Linked DNA regions of Homo sapiens: region 1 is linked to region 2. A link is a loop called in an ENCODE intact Hi-C map of the cell type or tissue named here. Cell type or tissue: sigmoid colon. All regions are shown on one strand. Links, peaks and the distances in the headings refer to the core of each region. The heading gives the core; the rest is flanking DNA.

The links. Hi-C counts contacts between places; a loop is a spot of excess contacts. Peaks named below come from ENCODE experiments on the same cell type or tissue, not always from the same donor. Only the 100,000 strongest peaks of a DNase experiment are listed, where the experiment ranks them.
Region 1: a loop joins it to region 2, with 3 times the contacts of the local background. A loop is called at or near these places in 2 of 110 quality-filtered maps.

Annotation. Positions count from the first base shown.
Region 1 is chr12:16,604,724-16,610,983 of GRCh38, forward strand. It overlaps LMO3 (LIM domain only 3), which reads right to left and starts at 1,439. Exons shown (of 4, transcript NM_018640.5): 1 at 1,343-1,439. RefSeq lists enhancers at 1-373, 5,262-5,761. In sigmoid colon, for the core only: no CTCF peak of the experiment used is centred there; DNase peaks (open chromatin) are centred at 328, 1,128, 1,908, 2,408 and 1 weaker place; H3K4me3 peaks cover 5,000 bases.
Region 2 is chr12:16,160,790-16,169,480 of GRCh38, forward strand. The region is part of intron 1 of LOC101928362 (a long non-coding RNA gene); the gene reads left to right. Among named protein-coding and RNA genes, the nearest start is that of SLC15A5, 110 kb to the right of the region's middle. In sigmoid colon, for the core only: a CTCF peak has its summit at 4,831; a DNase peak (open chromatin) is centred at 4,892.

The DNA of each region.
Region 1 (6,260 bases), core at 1-5,000, 440 kb after region 2:
GCAGTCTTTCAAAGCAGTTACAACAATAATATTTCGGTTCTTTCAGAAAGACACAAAAGCAGCGGAAAAGCAGAAAGGCTTTTGAGCGGCCAGGAGTGCAGAGCGCCAGCAAAGTGCATCTATGATAGACTGTAACCTTACCAAAACTTTTCTCCTTTTTCTGCATGAGTTGACTTAGGCGTGTCTGAGTTGCAGCAGCTTCGCATTGAGCACCAAACCCAAAGGTAGAAGTAGAAGGGGGTCTCCTTGATTTCGCTTAAGTGTGGACCTGGTGCGCAGCCTACACCGCCGAGGACCGACTATTGTGAAGCCACTTTGGGAGCGGGTCGGAGTGGCGGCAGGGGGTGGGGGAAGGGATGAGGACGGCCAGACAAGACAGGGCGCACACACGGAGCCCCTCGCAGTGTGCAAAATGATGGCGAATGACAAAGCCACATGCTTCCCTAACTCTGCCCGTAATCCTAAAATCCCAGCGGCCCCTTTTAGCTTCCTGGTAACAAATGGATTTGATTAAACTGTCACATGCAGCGTTAGCATAGCATATCATGTTCAATATGAAAAAGATCATAAATCTGACTTGTATTTCATAACAGCAATCTGAGTAGTCCCCGTAAAAAATGTGCTGCATCAGTTTGAATCTCAATCTATTAGGATATAGGCACCTTGGTCCAGGGACCTTCCCTCTTCTAGCCACTTCTGCCCCTACCCGCCTGCCCCCCCCCCCCGCCCCCATGCCCAAACACAGCCACTTTTCCACGGCAAAGGAACAACATTTTGTTATTATGGCTGCGTGGAGAGAGGCAGAAGCGTCAACAAGGACCAAAAGATTGTAATATCAACTCTTTAAGAAGTGGGGGTTCATGAATTCCAGCAAGTAAGGGGGAGGGGTCCGGAAACCCACCCAGGACTGAATTCTTTTCCTATGGGCTGGGAGCAAACACTTCCTAATTCCAAACTCTCCCTGCCCCTCTCTCCCCGGGAGTCAGGGGTGTGGAAATACTGCAGTTCATGGTGAACTTTGACTATTATCCACTCGAGTCGTACTTGAGACGTTCCGCGCCGCAGCCGCTCTCCCTCCTTCCATCAACATCTTCCGCCTGCATCTATTTCATGTCTCATCATAAAAATAATGAAGCCTCACATGATTTAAACAAAACCGTCTCAGTAGAGCTGCAGCCCGAGTGAAAGTTGCAGTGCGGAGCTGGGTTGCAGCTCCAGTTTATGCCTCATTAGCAGAGGTTGGGGAAGAAAAAAATACCCACATCCGCACACGCACGCGCGCACCCGCAGACACACACACCACAAATAAGCCGACGCGTGTGTACACAGTTGCTGCACTTACCTTCTCAATTAAGCGATACAGGGGGAGGCCGTTCAGTAAGCACAGTGGCTGCTTTGTAGCGCTTCTCCTTGGGAAAGGTCAAAAAGAAGCATTGTTTGAAAAAAAAAAAAAAGACGGGGGAGGGAATGTCTATTTTTTTTTAAGTTTAAAATAATGAGGTCCTCAAGGATACGCCAAGCAATGGTGTTGACCGCATCTGAGCCACAGGTGTCCTCCTTTTAGGCAACTGCAGTCCGAGGCTGTCTCTCTCCGTCCTGGTTCAAGACAACTTACCCCAGCAGCGTGCGAGGAGCCGAGCTGAAGGAAGCTCCGGCTCTCAGCTGCAAAATGCAATCCCTTCCCAGCCAGACATAATACAGCCAAAGAAAAGGTCACTCAGTTATTAGTGAGCCGGCGGAGCCCAGGCAGCGCTTGTCAAGACCACAGAGAAGCAGCTCCCTTCCGATTTAAGACTATTTACCTCTCGCCCCCACCCCTCCCCTCTTCTTTCCTTCTCTCCCTCCCTCTCTCGCTGGCTCCCTCGCTCGCTCTCGTGTGCCTGTTCTGCAGCTCAGTCAAGTACAGCCGCCCTCGGAAAGTGCAAAGCAGCCACGAGACAGATCGGGCTTTGTTGCTAATTTCCCAGGGTGAAAATTTACAAGCCTGCGAGTGCAGTCAGCACAACCACATGCATATGCTACTCACAAACGCTGGGGACAAACCCGCACACAAAATGTGACCTCTGCAGGAGTCGACTGAGGAAGGACCCTACCTCCTGGACCAGTCCAAAAGAAGAACTCCTGCGAGAGAGCTCCGGAGGAAAAGGGTAGGGTTCCTAAAATAACCAGGGCATTTTGGAATAGGTGGCTACATTTAAAGCAAATTGCCTTCCAAAGCCATTTCTGAAGCTACCAATTATGGAAATTAAAATAAAAGCAAGAGAATCAAACTGCTACCAGAATACCCTGGAAAAAGCACACAACCCTCCCCTTTAAGAAATGCCTGGAGGTGGCTGCAGTCGCTGGTCTGTCTGTGACTTCCATTCATGAACTCTCTGAAGTCGCTGCTCCGCAAGTCCGCCACACAAGCCTGGTTCAGGGGATCACACACACACTCTCCTTCCTCCCTTCCTCCCTTCCTCTAATGGCCCAAGACCCAAACTGTGAACTTGTTCTCCATTCACTAATGCTGACCCCCACCACCACCACCCCGAAACACACTTCCTGCAATTACTTGAATTCCTTACTATTTAAAACTCACACGCTCCAATGAAAAACAGCCAACAGCACTGAGAAACATGTTTTCAGGACTAACTTGGTCAAAGAACCATAGTTTCTGCACCATTACTGCTTTGTCTTCACAGGCTTGTTTTAAGGCCTTGACAGATTTTTTTTTTTTTTCTAATAGGTCCCATTCTCTCTAACCTCCTCTCCTCTTAACTTTCCTTGGCATCTATAAAGGCCACTGGTAGCTTTAAAATACCTTATTATTTTTCTAAGTTTTCAAACTTCAAAGTCACCCTCTGTTTGGGCTGCTCTTAAAGTACCCTCACCAGATTTTACAAAGCTTTGTCAGAGGTCAAGCTTAAAAATGGTCCACATTTGAAAGACACTCACTGAAATGTTTAAGAGCCAAGAAATATTCAATTGTTGAACTACAAAAAACTTTTTTTCTTCTCTTCACCATCAGTTTTAATCTAGCTCTAGTTTTAAAAAAAAAATCAAAGCACCCCCCCCATGAGTATTTAAGCTAAATTTTGTTTTTCTTCATAAAGAATAAAGGCACAACATTGATAACTAGTTTTTACCCCCTCCCTTTTGAAGGCTCATAATAAAATAGCCTGTGGTTTGCTTTCCTCTCCCTTTAAAAGGCAACAAAACTCAGAACTAACCTGAAAAATAACGATATTCACAGACGGTAGATTAATGAGAACCCCTTAGTTGACTTGTTCTGTACATAGGCAGATTTCTTAAGTTTGGCTTTTCTGGCCCGTCTAGGCAGGCATACATGCACTTCACCCATCCGCACAGCTCCCCACTGTTCTACCCCACCTCTCTGCTACAGCCACTCTGAAAACACCCCAGTATGTGTGAGTGTGTGTGTGTGCATATGTGTGCATGCATGTGTGTGTGTCTCGTGCGCTCTGTCTCAGCCAATGCACTGAGAAGAAGAAAAGAGGGAGGGAGGGAGGGAGAAGTATGTGTGGGGAAAGGGAGAAATAAAATCAAAACAAATGGTACAGCTAATGAGGACAATTAAATTAATTATGTTCAAGGAGATGAGATTTTTTTTCCCTCCAACTGTATGATCTGTTACCCCTCGCTGGCAACTGCTGCTCTGTAATTCATGGCAACTGATTAGTGCATCTATGCAAATCTTTGTTTAAATCATTCAACTAATTAAATGATGGGATTATTCCTCTGCCTACGGTGACATCATTCGCGGTAATTAGTACTCTATTTGGACTGTGGCAGTAAGATTCCTGATATCAACACCAACCTGCAAAGACATTAACCACTTTGTCACCTTTTTCTTAAGGGACAAACACCCAGATCTCTAAGTGCATCCCATCCTCTTCCTTTTTCCCCAATCTTCCTTTTCCTCTCAATTTTACCATTTCCCCCACACTTATAAGCAAGTAATACTGCCAAGCAAGGAGGAGAGAGAGAGAGAGAAGGAGAGACAGAGGAGAGAGAGAGACAGAGAGAGAGAGAGGAACTTAGCGAATAATATGCCAAACCACATGTGTAAAGGAATAAAATGGAATAGTTAACATTCAGCTCCATGCCATTCATTTTCCCCTAAAATGTAATGATAATTAGATGGGTCATAAAATGCTCTTCTTTTCATTATGACTGATGAAATGCATTAAAGCTGACAGGGTATTACCTGACAGTAATTAGGTTTTGTCATGAATTAAATTATTTGAAAGCAGGCTATCTCCCCAATCACGCAATTTACAGCAAGATTTTTTTTAATCTGTGCTACAGAAGGGAGAGAGATAGAAAATAGCAGTTTTTCTCTTCATAATCATATGAATTATTCACAGAAAAAATCATCAGAAAAACCCCGTGCAGATGAAGAGGCTTGCCACTTAATGTACTGCACAGATGTGATCATCAGCGGTTGCCGACAATGAAATATACAAGTGCACACAAAGTGATCTGGTGAACAAGAGGTGGAATTTAATCATCTTCTGCTGACACTTTGCGAAAAACACCATTAACCCTCAGCAAACTCCCTGTTTTCCTGGCTCCCCCCAACCCCAAAGTCTCACCCCTCCCGCGAGGGAAAAAGTGAAAGAAGAATTTGTGCTTTTGTTTACTCAGCCAAGCTAAAGGTTGGATCCAGCCAGGCAAGCAGTTTCTTCATTTCCTGAGAGTAAACTACCCAGTTTAATTACAGATCCTTTGGAAATCTTTGCGAAAGGATTGCTATAAAGAGCCAGATCTTTTTGGTCCGATTACCTTTTGCCTGTGCCCTCTTTCTGCAACTCATCATCAGACGTTTGATGAGAGAATTTACTTCATCCAGCCCCCATCCCAACACTTATTAAAGGAAAAAAAAAGGCAGACTGTCTTCTTCAGGGGTCTTATATTGTGATACCTTGATGAGGGGAAAAGGGGAGGGGAATGACAAAATGGGGTGGAGGAGGGTGCTGAGGGGGTGATTAGATATATACTACTTACCTTTGCCCAAAGGAGATCTCCCACAAGAAAATAGTGTGTATATATGTATATTTCTAAACACGTCTTCAAGTTTTCAGCTGTTTCTTTCTTTAAAACACACCTCACAGATTACTTTTGTGTGCGGGTGTTCAGTTACGATTTCTGTGGCGTCCCAGAGATGCTCCGGTTAGGTTGCCGTCTTTTTTTTTTTTAATTTTTTTTTTAGGGCAGCAGACAGGTTGTTGGGGGGAGGCAAAGGATAGCACACCCTGAAAGTCCAGGAGCAGTGAAAGGTCTCGGTCAAGGGAAGGATGAGGTTGATACTGCCCCCACCACACACACTCCCACCATCACTCTTCGAAATTCAGCAACACAAATGAAAGAAACCTCTGCTTCAGGCTTCCTGTCTTTCTTGTGTGCCTCTCCCTTTCTCACTTTCTTCCCGAACTGCATACAAAACCTGAGTGGGCCAGAGCTGCTCCTCCAGTATTTAAACACCTCGCCAGGTCCCTAGTTAGCAGCTTCCTTCAGCTCATCCAAGAAGCTGACAAGTACTGTTAGAGGAGGCTGTACATGTTGCTCTAATGGACCTCATTAAGTTCTACTTACAGATGTTCTCTTAACATAATTGATCTGCGGTGAGTTGAGAGGACTGCAACTTATTCCCTAGCCCCCAATTATGGTTGGGTAATTAGATCCCCAACCTCCAATTTTTCACATTCACCCTTCTAACATTCCAAAATATCAAAGTATCTCTCACCAAAGCTCCCCCTTACCGGACTCCACTCTACTCACTGTATTGACAGTTAGATCTGCTCTAACCTTTGTAGTGACGCCAGTTTTAATGGTGCATTCAGTCCATTGACAGAGCTGTGTTTTCTCCCCCAGCCTCTCTTCTCCTTTCCTCTCCACACTACCACCCCCACCCCACCCCCTTAACCCTCAGAAACAAAAGGGTAAAAAAAAAATCCTCTAACTTGTATAGTTTGTACTTTTGATAAAAGGTTTCAGTGATGAGCTTTGGCAGTGGTGCTTCCTTTCTAATGTCTTTTTATCTGTATTAATTCCTCAGATGAAAACTTTAAGGAACAATGAAGGAGAGAGGTAGTGCTCTGAAACGGTGAGAAGAAAAAAATTACACAGCACACCTGGGACAGATGAAGCCAAACTAGTGCTTTTATAATGCCAATCAGCAGGGCTGTTATCATCCCTCTAATTAGGAAAGCAGCCTAAAACAGAGAGCACTTGGGGAAATGGTAATGTTATGGTTT
Region 2 (8,691 bases), core at 2,035-7,034:
CTTAAAATCATCTAATCAATCAACCACCCACCAACCAACCACATATAAAAACCAGATGCTATTTTAGGCTGCAAAGATGGCTAGTCTCCTGAACTGAAATGGTGAGCTAGGTAGTGGGAGGCTGTAGAAATTTCATTAGGAGGCTAATCAAGTTAGTGAAGAACATGAAAACTATGTTGGATAAAGAATGAATGGGAAGGAAAGGTCACCTCTTTGAAGGTCTGTCCTGTAAGAGAAAACAGAATTTTCCTTTGCTGCTCTAAAGGCTGGAAGTAAATCCAATGGGTGGAAATGACAGTGTGGGAGATTTGGGCTTGAGCCATTATATTATATGGGTTCTCAGAGGTTTTGCCTCTGCTGAAGTATTTAGAAGGAAGGGGAGAACTTACCTCACCAAAAGGTAGCTAATTTCTTCAATAAATGGCTCTAGTTGTTGACAGTGAGAAACTCTATCATAGTTAAGATAATAGAATCTTAAGAGTTTGAATTCCATCTCTGCCATGTAGTAGCTATGTGACTTTGGACATGTTGCTGAAACTCTCTGAGCCATTTCCCCAACTTAAAATGGTACTTACTGCTTAAGATTTTTGTGAATAATCAACACATAGATGATACTTAGAATAGGACCTGGAAATTAATAGGTGCATATTATATGTTAGTTACCACTTACAATTATTACCTTCCAAGGGAACTGAAGTGGAGATTTCTGTGTGAAGTGAGAGTTTGGTCAAGATGATCTCTAAAATTTTATCTGCTTCTATCTTTCAGTAGGTTCAATATTTTGGGAAGTATACTTTTCAGAGATTTGCACATCACTGGAAGGTGATACCCAGCCTCGATTGTGGGATTATCTTCCACATGAATTTTGAAATGATGATAAGCTTCATTAGGTATGATTTTGTGTATATTTTTCAGGCTAAAATGTTGGAAGATGAGGCTGACTTTTCTTTCCAACAAGTTCTTTATCTGTGTTCCTGGGTCACCTTTCATGTGATATTCTCAGTGAGGAAAAAAAAGGGGGGAAGCAATGTTCTTTTCAATTTTCTCCTAAGCATTCTTCTAAAGCATGGAGGGCACAGTTACATGCCGTGAGAGTTTATTAGAACATATTAACAGCCTAAAATAGGTAAATAAATCTCTACCCATCTATACATCAATAAATATTTATTGAACACATGTTATAACATAGGCATTGTGCACAGCATTGAAAATGATATTCATCATTTAAAGTCCAAAGCGAATACTACTTAAAAGAATCTGACCTATGTAAGTATCATTACCCATTGCTTTATGGTAAAGCACCACTCAAATTAATGATTTTTTTGTGTATGTTGGACTCAGCCAGGCAGTTCTTCTGGTCTTGATTGTGGTCACCTGCACCTTAGCTGGGCAGCTCTGCTCCTAGGGGCTAGGTTGGATATTGGCAGGAGTTATGGGGTGACTGGGCCACATAGCTCTCAGTTTTCATCAAGCTAGCCTGGGCTTGTTTGCAGAAGCAGGAGTTCGAGAGAAAGAACTGAATGTACAAGGCCTCTAGAGCCTAGGTTTAGAACTAGCACACCATCCTTTTCACCAAGCTCTGTTGACCGTAGTAAGTCACAAACCTAGCCAAGAGGTGGGGAAATATATACTACTTCATGAGAGGATTGAAAAATTCACATTGCAAAGAGCATGGATATAGGGAGGTCAATAATTGGGGCCATCAGTACAATCAATCTATGAGATACAATCATCAAATAGATGAAAAATGCTAACAAAACCCTGTTAGAGAGTCAGACACTCTGAAAGAGAGGAACCAGATTTGCCATATGAAGCTTCTTGGAGGCAATGGAAAGGAGAATTACACTGGGGATTGATCAGTTCTGACTTTTATCTAAGAAAACTGGTCAGTATTCCCAACATATATCCAAGAAGCTGACAATTGTATTACACTTTTAAAACAGCAGATGATATCAATTATAAAATTGTAGCATTCAGAATAATTTAACCAAGGGTGCCAGAGTAAATAGTCAGCAATGTGAATATTCTAGAGGCGTAAAGATTAATAATAGTGTGAGAACCAGGGACTACTGTTTACAGACAAGGAGTTAAACTCTCACAGCAGCTCTAGAGAAGACTTTTGAATTAATGGCTAATTTCAAACAAAGCATTTAATGTCACCACTTGAAATGTTTCAGTAATAATTCAAATGGTTTAATTCTAAGCCACTTATGATTAAATTTCAAATATGCTAAGGTATTATTAGGCATTTATTGGAAAAATCATTTTTCCCCCTGCAAATTAAATGTTCTTCTTTGACAATGATTCAAGTTATGATGGGGATTCTTGTTTCCTTTTAATTATAGCTCAAACACTTATATGGATAATGCAGCAATATGATCACTATTTCATTTTGGAGCCATTATTACCGAAATGCAAAATATCTCAATCTCTAACACACTCCCCCTCCTCTAGGTTTTCCTTTTAATCCCATAAAAGCATCTGTCTTTGATTTCAAGTGGAGTACCTGCTGTGCAGGATGCAATGCAAATCCAATTTGTGTGTAACAAAACCAAATGGGCTGAAATGAACTCTGCATTTTAAAGATGTTTTTGTTTAATCATCGCCATCACTCGTCTTTAATGAATGCATAATCAAGTTAAACTTCAGGCAAGAAATGGAATGGCTCTTCTTAAGACAGAGAAAGCAAATTCTTGTGATATCCCTTATTGCTGATTTGCCTCCCGTTCCCATATTGGCAGGAGAGAAATAGGAACACTCTTCAAATGCATGCTATGGCAAACTGTTGAGAACCATGGCATGAGCAGTATCACTGCTCTTTTTTTTTTTCTTTCATAGTGTTTACAGTAGAAAATGAGGATGCAAGATTCCTGGGTTCTCATTTTGACCTTTTTTCCACATCTCACATAAAATATGAGGCATAATACCGTATTTTGGAAGTTTGGAGGAGGATGTACCATGAGACATTTCTGTGCTAAATATATTTAGCCTAAATGTTGACATATGATTTCCTAATTACAGAGGATCTTTTTGACAGTGAAACTTCTGCAGTTCTTTCTTTTAGAAAGAGACTCTTACAAAGACCTCAAGGCATCAGATAACTTTTGTACAATCTTAATGCTGTTCAGATACAGATCAATTACAAACAAGGCAATGTGATGAGAAGATGTTTTATAATGGTACACTCTTATAGATCTTCTAATTTACTCATTTTCCAGATGAGAAAGCCAAGCACAAAATGTGCATTGACTAACATGAGGTCAGATGGTCAATGAGTGGGAGACTCAGAGCTGGAACACTGGTTTCTGGATCCTTAGTCTTTCCAAAGCAATATTAAAATACCACATTGTGTTACCACAGAGATGCATTGCAACAGAGATGGCAGAACTTAAAGTAAATATATTCTAGAAGGATTATTAAGTGGTAAACTGTCACCATGAACTTTGTATTCAAGGTTAGTGTGACAGTAGGGTTAGGTACTGTGTCTGAATCTCAAAATATTGTTTTCAAGAAAAAATCTAGGGATTTATGGAATGCCAGGGTGCAGATTTCTACTGATTACTTTTAATGGGATAAGAATTGGGATTGGTTTTATTTATAGCTGATTTATACATGGTGGGATTTGCAAAACTCTGAGAGACTGCTTGAACACCTGCCATTATACCTGAAATTCCAACATTGCAAGTTATTTTCAGGTGATAAGGCATGGTCTTCTATTAGGGAGAAATTCCTCTGGTGCAATAACCCTGTGGAACCAGCATCTGTTCTTTACCCTTTAATTTCTAAAGATTCACTAATTTCCTTTTTGATTAGGAACACCTCACTGCAAGCAAGGTGTTGCTACAATACTGTGATTGTATATGATGCTAAATTTTGATAATTAATGGGAAGGGTAAGGAAAGTTAGAGAATGGTGTCCAGGGCAAGACTATTAGGTTCTGCAGTGAGGTGTTGCAGAGAGCAAGGGGAAGGACCAAAACTGAGAAAGCCTTAAAGCTAGATACCTCTACTCACAACTTATTTGAGGAGGCTGCCCCTGAGTTAAGTCACTTGGAAAGCAGATAGATCAATTTATATTCCCTTGTTCTTAACCTGTTCTGCTTGTCCTTTACCCGACCTATTCACATAAGAATCTGAATATTGGGTTTAGAATAGTTTTAAAATTTCCCGTATAGTGGGGAAAAATCACAGGCATAACAATTAAATTACATTCCGGGGGAATAGCATTTATATACTGTTTTATATTGACTAAGTATTTCATCTCATATCAGAGGACCACCAAATATCTTTCAATAACATTGTTCTAGGGAGACTAAAAGACACTTGTATTCTTTCCTCCCTGAAAGATTTCAGTTCCCAAATTGTGCTAGCCAGTCAATGTGACCTCTTCACCCTCTGAAACTTTTTCATTTTTCTTTATATTGACAAAAATAAGACTTCTTTCAATAGTGATGTATTCTTTGCGCCTGAGGCCAGAAGGTCATCCATGTAAATGAGCCATGTAAACAGCCTGTTATGATCAGATTTTTTTGATGAGGGGGTGGGGGAAGAAATTAACATTACCTTGTACTTGGTTTGATGTGGTAGATAATTTTGAGCAGTAGACTGTGACCCAGGTGTCCACAAATTAGATTATTTGGGGAGCTATACCTGCCAACTGAACTCTAGATGAAGGTGCACTGGTTACCAAAGTGTCCCATGTATAATAATTTTAAAAATTATTAAAACCAGAAATCTTTTAAGGCCTTTTGCAATATAGGAGTCTCTATCAAAACCACAACGTATCTTTGTACCAATAATTCCGTTGTTATCAACCCACATGGCCACTGGATGTCCCCACTCTTCCTCAAATGCAGCTAAGGCATCACTTAACTGGCAGTTATAAAAACAATGCATTTTCCAGGGAACCTTCAGAAACATCCTGCAAGAGTTCTGGGTGTGCTTGGCAGGATTGTTTGTCCCTGGCAATAGCAGGACTGATTAGAAATGGGTAACTTAAGAGACTGAGTTCAGTGAGAAGAATTATTTGGCTCATGTCATTCTGTGTCATTGCAGATTTACTTCTGTAATCCTCTCCAATTGCTTTTTTTGTTTTTCCCTAAAAAGCTCTAAAAGGGGAGTAGCTCTGAGGATACTTCTGCTGTAATCATCAGAGGTGAAACAAGAATGAGTTGGAAAAGGTGAGAACATGGGAGAATGAGCATGACAACTTTACAACATACATGAGAAACTACTTCCTGGGAATGAAGGATAAAATGTATATGGTATTCTTTAGCATGGTGAAAGGTGTGAATTTTGATCACTCCTTTATTCTCAGCAATTGTACCTGATCAGTTATAGCCGTGCAACAATTGACTGAACACTGGACTTAAGAGTTAAGACCAGGATTTGAATCTCATTTCTATTACTTGTTTCATGACATGTGACAAGTACGCTTTGTGTCTCTGAACCTTGGGCCCTTGTCTGTAAAATGGGGTGATATAGTGCTTTCCTCAGATTTCTTGGGAAACTTAAATTATATTTTTTATATGAAAGAACCTAGGACACAGTGGTTACAGAATAACTGTCAAATTTCTTAAGAATTTGGGAGGCAATTAAAAGTTAAATAAGGATTTTATAACTTCAAAAGATCTGTGGTTTAGTTACAATAGAAATAGAAGGATTTAGTGTTACTTACAATATATTTTAATATCTATTCAGAGTTAATAAAAATTATTTAACGACATCAGCTCCCCCTTTGCAATTGTCCCAAAGGAAGAATTATACATAGCTAGTGAATGCCTCACCTAAAAAGGAAAAAAAATCCCAAAGCCTTGGAAAGTGGAACCTTCTTAAAAGGAAAGCACTACAGATACTTAGCTAATTCTTAGGATTTAGAGAAAAGGAAGGAGAGTGTGAATGAAATGAATTTCTTTACTGGTGACTAGCTGAAGTACAGAACTCTGTGCAAAGTTGAGACAAAGTGACTTTGCACCATCAATCTCTTGGCAGCGTAGAAGTCAAAGGGAGAGGACAAAGTGCAGTAGAATCTGGGTCATTTCTTCTTCACCTAGGGTCTGAAACATTAAGAGAATATGGAAAACAGGATTTTCTTCTCCTAAAAGACTCCATCAGGCTCTCAAATGAAGTTTTGTTTCTCTAATTCCATTCTACCACTAGACTATTTTATTTTCGTTTGGGGAAAACAATAAAACTTGCTTGTAACTAAGGAGCAGTCCCGGCACTCAGTTCCTGCTGGGAAAACAGTACTGGGGCTCATCTACTGGGAGAGTACTCATGCTCCCTTCTAAACACTGACTGCCAGGCTCCTAATTAATATTTCTCAAAGGAGGAAGCTAACTTTGTTTTTTGGCTATGTATTCTCTACAATAGCACCAATATCTCTATATAGATTAGCAATTTAACAGCAACAACACATCCCCACCACCACCTCCCCGCCAAAAAAAATCAGATAGTACTTCTGGCATTGGCAACTTAAATAAAAATTAACTTAGAGATACAGTCTGGTTTGAATGACTGAGAGTAAGATTCTAAATCTTTAGCTTTGGCTCAGTTGAGTCTAAACTGCTGAGAGATTTGGTAGCTCAGGAGTTGGGTGGATAAAGAAATCATCCAATTGGGGTCCATGGCCAAGGCATAACTCTTGTAAATTGGGCTTAGCTAGCCTATCGAGAGCTTTCATTGACGTTTTGTTTTTTCTAATTCCATTCTATCACTAGACTATTTTATTTTCATTTGGGGAAAACAGTAAAGCTTGTTTGTAACTAAGGAGCAGTCCGGCACTCAGTTCCTGCTGGGAAAACAGTATCCTCGCAATGTAACCATGCAAGGTTCTGCATGCAGGAAAGTGCAAGCTCTGCTGCCTTTAAGATTCTTGTACCCAAGACACAGACATGAGTTTACCAAGAACTGGGATAAAGTCTCATTGATGTTTTCCTTTTTTGGAAACTTATCCTATGTCCTGATTATAGTTAAACCCTTTTACTCATTCAATAACTGCCAACGGGAAAAGAATATTTCCCATTGCAATAAAAATGATGCAGTTGAAATTAGTTTTTCAGTTTGGGTACTAGCTGGGCTTTGTCTGTCCAAACTGTCTCTTCATGTCCTCATGTGTTCTACCTGCTTATAATTTGGAAGATGGCTAAATAAATAAATAAATAACTAAGGAAAGGGCCAGAATAAAACTGCCAAGCAAAGTTGGCTCTTCTGTCTGAGAAATGAACTTCAACCTAATTGGCCCTAATCAGTTGAATTACCCACCACAAAAGTCTCAATTGAGCTCATTTTTTGTGCAGCAAATTCATTCACAGAGCTTGTTTACAGTACAGCGTCTTGGGCCTCATTCCTAGAGATTTTGATTCAGTTGATCTAAGGTAGGACTCAAGAATCTGTACTTTTAATAATCACTACCTGTGGCTCATACTCAGATGGTTCTTGGAACAAACTTTGAGAAACATTGGTGAATGATGTCTGAGTCATTTGAATTAACTAGAGAAGACTAGTCAGGGTGCTGTGAGGAAACAAAGCTTTACGTTCCTCCTAAGGGAAGAGAGGTGATGAGACAGGGATACTGGGGGTAGAGAGAGGCAGCGAGGAAACAAAATTGGCTAAGTGTCTGTAGTATTGATTGCTGTATTCACACATCCTGGGAGATATATGAAAATTTCCTTTCACCACCAGATAACTACTACCCAGTATGCATTTAGGACTGTGGGCCACACATAGTTTGGAGGTTAGAGGGGCCAAGAGCATGGACTCTAGGACCAGCCTAAGTTTGACTTTTGGCTCTGCCACTTATTAGCTATGTGACTCTGGCAAAATGATTTAATCGCCAAGTGGTTTTGTTCCCCTCATCTGTAAAATGGGAATGATAATAGTATTTGTCTCATAGAGTTGTGAAGTTGAAACGAATGAATATAAGTAAAAGTGCTCAGAGCAGTGTCTGCTTAGAAAGTGCTAGATAAAGGTGAGCCATTACTACTCTTTTAATCGATGCTTGGCTGGGAAGGACGAGGATGCAGGTAAAGCTGGAAAATGAGGCAAAGGGGATGAGGTCACTCTGAAAAGAAGGAAAAATGTAGAGCTTGTGAGGCCTTAAATTTTGCCAAGCCATTTTGTGACTAGACTTCAGTTATTTAAAAATATCTCTATCTTGTAAACTTCTCTGTATTGGAACTTCTGCATTTTCAGACTTTGTTTTGGATTTTGTTTTGCTTTGCTTCTTGGGGAAGCCTGTATGAAAAATATCAGCATTAATATAAAGGAATTAGTACCCCAGATCATTAATTCTTGGGCTTCAGAGGGTTTCTGAAATAAAAGTTTACTTGTACTAGATATTTAAGTGCGTTTATGGATCTTAGGTAAAAATATTTGCCCCACCAAATTCTGTAAGAGTACTGGGACACCAAAAGGTTAAAAATCATCCTCTAGGAACCAGCTTCTTTGTGGCTTCTTTCTGACCCCACTTTCTGTGACTCCAGAAGAGCTGGTACTCAAAACAAGGGTAGTCTTGACCCCGCTCCTCTGGAATCATTTGGCCATGTCTTGAGATATGTTTGTTATCACAACTAGGTAGTGCTAGTGGCATCCAGTGAGTAGAAGACAGAGATAGTACAAAAAATCTTAAAGTGCACAGGACAACCACCCCCAACAACGAATTATCCAGTCTAAAATGTCAGTATCGTTGAGG